Regions from separate parts of the Homo sapiens genome. Here region 1 is linked to region 2. A link is an interaction called in ENCODE POLR2A ChIA-PET data of the cell type or tissue named here. Cell type or tissue: GM12878. All regions are shown on one strand. Each heading gives the region's core, and the rest is flanking DNA. Links, peaks and the distances in the headings are about the cores only. Region 1 has its middle 14 kb from the start of PI16. Region 2 has its middle 23 kb from the start of SRSF3.

Region 1 (4,388 bases), core at 158-4,157, 370 kb before region 2:
TTGTTTCTAGGCATACCTTTAGTAACTTTAAATATTTTTTTCAAAGTCTTTCTCTCTAGTTTTAAACAGTTCTCTTTATTTTTAAATTGTCCTAGGCTTACTTTTATATTGTTTTTTTAGATTTTGTTTTATCTGAAATTCTTGGTTTTAGCCATCCTATTGTGTCTATTAATTCTCATACTAGAGGATATCCTTTTGTGTTTTATAATTTTTTATTGCCTGCTTATTTCGGTGGTATTGTATCTGATAGAATCCTCTGTAGCCAAAGGTGCTATGTGGTTTGTGTTTCATTTTGTTTTTGAGACGAGATTTCACTCTGTTACCCAGGCTAGAGTACAGGGGTGTGATCATGGCTCACTGCAGCCTTCAACTCCTGGGCTCAGCCTCCCAGTTAGGCAGGATTAGAGACATTCATCATTATGCCCAGCTAATTTTTTAAAAAAAAATTATAGAGATGGGGTTTTGCTATGTTGCCCAGGCTGGTCTTGAACTTCTGGGCTCAAGTTACCCTCCTGCCTCAGCCTCCCAAAGTGTGGGATTACAGGCATGAGTCACCATGCTGGGACTAGTGCTATGTTCTTTCTCTAGGGTGTTTTTTCTTTTTCTTTTTTTTCTTTTTTTAATTGATCATTCTTGGGTGTTTCTCGCAGAGGGGGATTTGGCAGGGTCATAGGACAATAGTGGAGGGAAGGTCAGCAGATAAACAAGTGAACAAAGGTCTCTGGTTTTCCTAGGCAGAGGACCCTGGGGTCTTCCGCAGTGTTTGTGTCCCTGGGTACTTGAGATTAGGGAGTGGTGATGACTCTTAACGAGCATGCTGCCTTCAAGCATCTGTTTAACAAAGCACATCTTGCACCGCCCTTAATCCATTTAACCCTGAGTGGACACAGCACATGTTTCAGAGAGCACCGGGTTGGGGGTAAGGTCATAGATCAACAGCATCCCAAGGCAGAAGAATTTTTCTTAGTACAGAACAAAATGGAGTCTCCCATGTCTACTTCTTTCTACACAGACACAGTAACAACCTGATCTCTCTTTCTTTTCCCCACATTTCCCCCTTTTCTATTCGACAAAACCACCATTGTCATCATGGCCCGTTCTCAATGAGCTGTTGGGTACACCTCCCAGAAGGGGTGGCGGCGGGGCAGAGGGGCTCCTCACTTCCCAGAAGGGGCGGCCGGGCAGAGGCGCCCCCCACCTCCCGGATGGGGCGGCGGCCGGGCGGAGGCGCCCCCCACCTCCCGGACGGGGCGGCTGGCCGGGCGGTGGCTGCCCCCCACCTCCCTCCCGGACGGGGCGGCTGGCCGGGCGGAGACGCTCCTCACTTCCCAGACGGGGCGGCTGCCGGGCGGAGGGGCTCCTCACTTCTCAGACGGGGCGGCTGCCGGGCAGAGACGCTCCTCACCTCCCAGACGGGGTCGTGGCTGGGCAGAGGCGCTCCTCACATCCCAGACTGGGCGGCGGGGCAGAGGCGCTCCCCACATCTCAGACAATGGGCGGCCGGGCAGAGACGCTCCTCACTTCCTAGACGGGATGGCGGCTGGGAAGAGGCGCTCCTCACTTCCCAGACTGGGCAGCCAGGCAGAGGGGCTCCTCACATCCCAGACGATGGGTGGCCAGGCAGAGATGCTCCTCACTTCCCAGACGGGGTGGCAGCCGGGCAGAGGCTGCAATCTCGGCACTTTGGGGGGCCAAGGCAGGCAGCTGGGAAGTGGAGGTTGTAGCGAGCTGAGATCACGCCACTGCACTCCAGCCTGGGCAACATTGAGCACTGAGTGAATGAGACTCCATCTGCAATCCCGGCACCTCGGGAGGCCGAGGCTGGCAGATCACTCGCGGTTAGGAGCTGGAGACTAGCCCGGCCAACACAGTGAAACCCCGTCTCCACCAAAGAAATACTAAAACCAGTCAGGCGTGGCGGCGCGCGCCTGCAATTGCAGGCACTCGGCAGGCTGAGGCAGGAGAATCAGGCAGGGAGGTTGCAGTGAGCAGAGATGGCGGCAGTACAGTCCAGCTTCGGCTCGGCATCAGAGGGAGACCGTGGAAAGAGAGGGAGAGGGAGACCGTGGGGAGAGGGAGAGGCAGAGTGAGAGTGAGAGTGAGAGTGGTTTGTTCTTTCTTTCTTTGCTCTTTTGGCAGGGTTTTGCTCTGTCACCTGGGCTGGAGTGCTTCCGTGCAGTCTCAGCTCACTGCAGCCTTGTCCTCCCCAGCTCAAGCAATTCTCCTGCCTGAGCTTCCCAAATGGCTGGGACTACAGGTGTGTACCACACCCAACTAATTTTTGTATTTTTTGAAGAGATGGGGTTTTGCAGGCTGATCTGGAACTCCTGGGCTCAAGTGATTCTCCTGCCTTGGGCTCCCAAGGGTGCTGGGATTACAGATGTGAGCCACCATGCCCGGCCTCACACCTGTATTTCTGAGACAGCTGCGCCCACCCCGCCTCCTTTTCTTCTCCCTCTCTCCTGAATTGCTTCTGTGGTCTCGACCTGAATTGTGGTATTGCTCCTCCTCTGGTTTCTCTGCTTCTGCTTCTCTGCCCTTCTCCTTAGCCCTCACTTTGTTTGAGGCAAGTCCTAGATGTGAGGTCTGCAGCTTGTCATGGACCAACCACCTGGGCAGGTCTGACCCTTTCCAAGACTCCTTTTGCCCAGCCTTGTTGGGAAGTCATCATGAGGTGGACAATTTGGGAATGGCCCCACCTAAAGGCTAGTCTTTGCTGTCATTACAGGGCTTATGTCTGGGATCCTCACAGAGACTAGAAGTGTCTCCCATCCCCATCGCAGTCCCTGGCACTTCCTGGATTGTCGAGCGGCTCCCTGCCTCTGCCCTTTTGTATTCGGAGCTACAGCCTTGCCTCCCCTGTTCCCACCACCCTGACCACCCCTCAACACCATCCCGCTGTCAGCTCCGCCGCCAACTGAGGCGACACCTGTTCATGGAAACCCTGTGAGCCTCTTCTGTATCCATACACAATAGGTAATGTTGTTTTACGTGTTTCAAAACATCAGTGTTGTCCAACAGAACTCTCTGTGATGCTGGAAATGTTCTCTGTCTGCCGTCCAATACAGCAGCCACAGACGGCACATGGCTTTTGAGCACTTGAAATGCAGCTAGTGTGACTGAAGAATTGCATTTTGAATTTTAGTTGAAGTTTAAATAGCCGTGTGTAGCTAGTGGCTACCACATTGAACAGCGCAGCCTAGACCCTGCTAAACCTTGTTTTTTTCCTTTCTTCGTTTTTGAGATTTGTTGATGTCGAGGCATGCAGATGTACGCCACTCATTCTCCCTGCTGTGTTCCGTCGTATCAATATGCGGCTGCCTGTTTATCCATTTTCCTACTGTTGGACATAGGGGCTCTTCCTTTTCCTTGTTTCTGTTTTTTTGCTGATACAAATGATGCTGCAGCAATCTTTTTGTATATATCTCCACACGCCTCTCCTAATGTCTTCATTTCCCACCATGGTGGACGGTCCCATGACCCCATGCCCAGGTGACTCGGTAGCCTCCTAGGTGCCTACCCAGCCCAAGTTTCTTGTGCCACCACCCCTGACCCCACACCCACTCCTCCCCTGGCACCTGTCAGCCCAGCCAGCTGGGCTGATGACTCTGGAATATCACTTTCATCCTGTGTCTTTCCCACTCAGGAACCCAGCATGGCTCCCATTGCCCGGAGCATCAGAGCTCAGCCCCTTGCTGGGCCTCAGGCCCCCACCATCGGGCCCTACCTTATGACTGCCTGTGTTTCCCAGCATCCTCTCTCAGCCTCCACTGAGCCAACCTCCTTCTGGTCCTCTGCACACATCCCACTCTTCCTACCTCTGTGCCTTCATTTTTGATGGGAAGCCCCCATGCCCTCATTCTGGAATGTTTTTGCTTCCTGACCCTCCTCCACATACTTCAATCCACTCAGATCCTTCCGGGCCCAGTTCAGGCCTGGCCTCCTCTGGGTGGATTTTCATTCTGCAGCATTCATTCAGGAAGCACTCATGAAGAGCCTACCAGGTGCCGGCCCTGGCCTGGGGCTGGGCTTAGAGCCGGGGCAGGATGGCCCGGCATCTGCTCTATGGAGCTCACAGCCCAGCCTAGGCTGGCAACTCCAGTCTGCCCCAGTTTCCAGTTCTGTCCATTCCCCTTGCAGCTCAGCATGGATGAAGCTTTGAAATCCAGAGAGGAAGATCAGGGTTGGGATTATGGCTGGGGTTCAACAGGAGTGGGGGGCTGGGGGTGGCTGGTTCCCAGGAGGCCTGAAAAGGGGGCCTGGAAGTGGGAAGATCAACCCCAGTGCAGGGCCAGCCCTTGCGTCACAGGATCACTGCTGAGAGCCTGGAGGTGAGCGATCCTGTCAGCACCACCATGCAAGAGACTGATGACTCCATCCGCAGGAAT
Region 2 (4,388 bases), core at 282-4,281:
GCCTCGAACCCTTGGGGTCAAGGGATCCTCCCACCTCAGCTTCCTGAGTAGCTGGGACTACAGCATGTACCAACAGGCCAAGCTAATTTTTTTTTGTTTTGTTTTTGTAGAGATGGGGTCTCCCTGTGTTGCCCAGGCTGGTCTCAAACTCCTAGACTCAAGCCATTCTCCTGCCTCGGTCTCTCAAAGTGCTGGAATTACAGGAATGAGCCATAGCGCCAGGCATGCTACTTTTATAAGTAGGTTTGTTTACACCAGCATCACACAAACACATGAGTAAGGCATTGTGCTACAACATTGCAATGACCATGACATCACTAGGTGATAGGAATTTTTCAACTCCTTTATAACCTCATGGGAGAAACCACCATCTTTTTTTTTTTTTTTTGAGATGGACCTTTGCTCTTTTGCTCAGGCTTAAGTGAAGTGGCATGATCTCAGCTCACTGCAACCTCCCCCTCCCAGGTTCAAATGATTCTCCTGCCTCAGCCTCTGAAGTAGCTGGGATTATAGGTGCCTGCTATCATGCCCGGCTAATTTTTGCATTTTTAGTAGAGACGGGGTTTCGCCATATTGGCCAGGCTGGTCTTGAACTCCTGACCTCAGGTGACCCACCGGCCTCGGCCTCCCAAAGGGCTGGGATTACAGGCATGAGCCACCACGCCCAACCATCTTTTGTGTGTTTGTGTGTGTGTGTGGTTTTTTTTTTTTTTTTTGAGACAGAGTCTCACTGTGTCACCTAGGCTACAGTGCAGTGGTGCAATCTCGGCTCACTCCAACCTCCGCCTCCTGGATTCAAGTGATTCTCCTGCCTCAACCTCTGGAGTAGCTGGGATTACAGGTATGTGCCACCATGCCCGTCTAATTTTTTTGTATTTTTAGTGGAGATGGAGTTTCACCATGTTGGCCAGGCTGGTCTTGAATTCCTGACCTCAGGTAAATCATCCGCCTCGGCCTCCCAAAGTGCTGGGATCACAGGCGTGGGCCATCACACCCGTCCAGACCACCATCTTATATGTGGCCTGTCTTTGACTGAAATGTTGTCACGCAGTGCATGCCTGTATGTCAAAACTTATCAAATTGTACCTGTGATCGTCCTTTTGAAGTGTCAATTTAGCTAGGCTATAGTGCCAGTTATTCAGCCAAATTAATCTAGGTGTTGCTGTGACAGTCTTTTGTAGCTGTAAATTCCATAATCAGTCGACTTTCAGTAAGAAAGATTATCCAATTGTCTGAGTGGGTCTGATTCAATTAGTTGAAAGGCTTCAAAAACAGAGTTGAAAGCCATTTGTGGTGACTCATGCCTATAACCCCATCACTTTGGGAGGCTGAGGCTAGTGGATCACTTGAGCTCAGAAGTTTGAGACCAGTCTGGGCAACATGGTGAAGCCCCATTTCTACAAAAAATACAAAAATTAGCCAGGCATGATGGCACACACCTGTAGTCCCAGCTACTCAGGAAGTTGAGGTGGGAGGATTGCTTGAGCCCAGGAGGTCAAGGCTGCAGTGAGCTGTGATTGTGCTACTGCATTCCAGCCAGGGCAACAGTGAGACCCTGTCTCAAAAAAAAAAAAAAAGGAAGAGTCAGAGAGATGCAACATTGCTGACTTTTAAGATGGAGGAAGGGGCCATGAGCCAAGGAATGTGGGCAACCTCTAAGAGCAAGAAAAAGCAAGAAATACATTCTGCCTCAGAGCCTCAGCATAGAAATGCAGCCCTGCTGACACCTTGATTTGAACCCAATAAGATCCGTGTTGAACTTCTAATCCTATAGAACTGTAAGATAATAAATTTGTACTGTTTTAAACCACTGTTTGTGATAATTTGTTACATCAGCAATATAAAATTATGAATACAGTACCCTTTTAAAATGTGCCATTCTTTATATGTCAGTTATTATTATTATTATAGTATTATTTTTAAGACAGGGTCTTGCTGTCACCCAGGCTGGAGTGCAGTGGCACGATCACAGCTTATTGCAGCCTCAAACTCCTGGGCTCAGGCGATCCTCCCTCAGCCTCCTGAGTAGCTGGGACTACAGCCATGCACCATCACACCTGGCTAATTTAGAGATGGGGGTCTCGGCCGGGCGCAGTGGCTCACACCTGTAATCCCAGCACTTTGGGAGGCTGAGGCGGGTGGATCACCTGAGGTCGCGAGTTCGAGACTAGCCTGACCAACATGGAGAAACCCTGTCTGTACTTAAAATACAAAATTAGCCGGGCGTGGTGGCGGGTGCCTGTAATCCCAGCTACTCGGGAGGCTGAGGCAGGAGAATCACTTGAACCTGGGAGGCAGAGGTTGTGGTGAGCCGAGATTGCGCCATTGCACTCCAGCCTGGGCAACAAGAGCAAAACTCCATCTCAAAAAAAAAAAAAAGAGAGAGATGGGGGTCTCACTATGTTACCCAGGCTGGTGTGTGTCAATTATACTACAATAAAGCTGCTAAAAATTAAATGAAGCTGGGCAATGATACATGCCTGTGGTTCTAGTTACTCAGGAGGATCACTTGAGCCTGGGAGTTCAAGTCAAGCCTGGGCAATAAAGCGAGAACTGGTCTGTCAAAAAAAATAAAATAAAACAAAATAAAATAAATGAATGGTTAATAGAGAACTAGACATACAAACAGTGCCAGTTAATACCACATTGTTTCACTTCTACTTTCAAATTGAGGGTGAAGTGGATGCAACTGTATAGTGGGAAACACACTATTGTTCCCCTAAGTGCAGTTCAATTGTAGCATCAGTAATGGCTCTAGACCAAGTTTATGCAACCTGCCCAGAATGGCTTTGAATGCGACCCAAACTTGAAAACTTTCTTAAAACATTATGAGATATTTTTGTGTGTGATTTTTATTTTAGCTCATCAGCTATCATTAGGGTATTTTTTGTGTGGCCCAAGACAATTCTTCTAATTCCAGTGTGGCCCAGGGAAGCCAAAAGTTTGGACACCCCTGCGAGTCTAGACATTAGGTATCTTCTGATGATATATATGAATAGACAACACCACTGAGACTACAGTCTAGCCATAATGTTTAAATTGAATCTCTTTTACCTTTAGATATAACCTTTAATTTTCTTTTTTTTTTTTTTTTTGAGACGGAGTCTCGCTCTCTCGCCCAGGCTGGAGTGCAGTGGCACCATCTCGGCTCACTGCAACCTCCATCTCTCAGGTTCAAGAAATTCTCTGCCTTAGCCTCCTGAGTAGCTGGGATTACAGGCACCTGCCACCATGCCCGGCTAATTTTTTTTGTATTTTTAGTAGAGACGGGGTTTCACCATCTTGGCCAGGCTGGTCTTGAACTCCTGACCTTGTGATCTGCCCACCTCGGCCTCCCAAAGTGCTGGGATTACAGGCGTGAGCCATCACGCATGGCCCATAACGTTTAATTTTCAGTAAACATAGGGTATAAAATAAATATTTGTCACAAGTAAGCAGACAGACAAATCCAGAAGGTGAAACATTATTTTGCAGGGCAGCTGGCCTGGTCTTTTGGAAAGTCAATATCATGACAAAAGGATTGGAAGAGACTAAAGGCCATGACAATCAGATCAACGAGTAGTCCTGCATCAATACTGGTTTCAGGTCGGGCGCAGTAGCTCATGCCTGTAATTCTGGCACTTTAGGAGGCTGAGGTGAACGGATCACCTGAGGTCAGGAGTTCCAGACCAGCCTGGCCGACATGGTGAAACCTTGTCTCTACTAAAGATACCAAAATTAGCTGGGCATGGTGGCGCAAGCCTGTAGCCCCAGCTACTCGGGAGGCTGAGGCAGGAGACTTGCTTGAACCCGGGCGGCGATGGTTGCAGTGAGCCAAGATTGTGCCACTGCACTCCAGCCTGGGCAACAGAGAGACTCCGTCTCAACAACAACAACAAAAACTGATTTCAACAGATTTGATCTAAAGGACATTTTGGGGCCGGGCACGGTGGCTCACGCCTGTAATCCCCCCAACTTTGGGAGGCCAAGGCGGGCTGATCACAAGATCAGGAGATCGAGATCATCCTGGCTAACGTGGTGAGATGCCGTCTCTACTAAAAAAGAAAAAAAAATAGCCTGGTGTGGTGGCGGGCGCCTGTAGTCCCAGCTACTCAGGAGGCTGAGGCAGGAGAATGGCGTGAACCTGGGAGGCAGAGCTTGCAGTGAGCCAACATTGCGCTACTGCACTCCAACCAGCCTGAGCGACAGAGCGAGACTCCGTCTCAAACAACAAAACAAAACAAAACAAAACAAAACAAAAAACAAACAAAATACTACTACTACTACTAATAAAGGACATTTTGGGGGAAATTTGAATATGGTATAGATATTACACAAAGTGAAAGTTTACAAGAGTGAAAAGAGAGAGTTTGTTGACCAAAAAAGAAAGGTTACAAAATAGTACAAAG

Evidence for each region. Peaks named below come from ENCODE experiments on the same cell type or tissue, not always from the same donor. Only the 100,000 strongest peaks of a DNase experiment are listed, where the experiment ranks them.
Region 1: POLR2A ChIA-PET joins it to region 2 with 5 read pairs; 3 of 35 experiments call an interaction of 5 or more read pairs at or near these places.

The regions. Positions count from the first base shown.
Region 1 is chr6:36,938,704-36,943,091 of GRCh38, reverse strand. No RefSeq gene overlaps it. Among named protein-coding and RNA genes, the nearest start is that of PI16, 14 kb to the left of the region's middle. RefSeq lists a silencer at 2,704-3,294. In GM12878, for the core only: no CTCF peak of the experiment used is centred there; no DNase peak of the experiment used is centred there.
Region 2 is chr6:36,568,761-36,573,148 of GRCh38, reverse strand. No RefSeq gene overlaps it. Among named protein-coding and RNA genes, the nearest start is that of SRSF3, 23 kb to the left of the region's middle. RefSeq lists a silencer at 1,191-1,391. In GM12878, for the core only: no CTCF peak of the experiment used is centred there; a DNase peak (open chromatin) is centred at 2,666.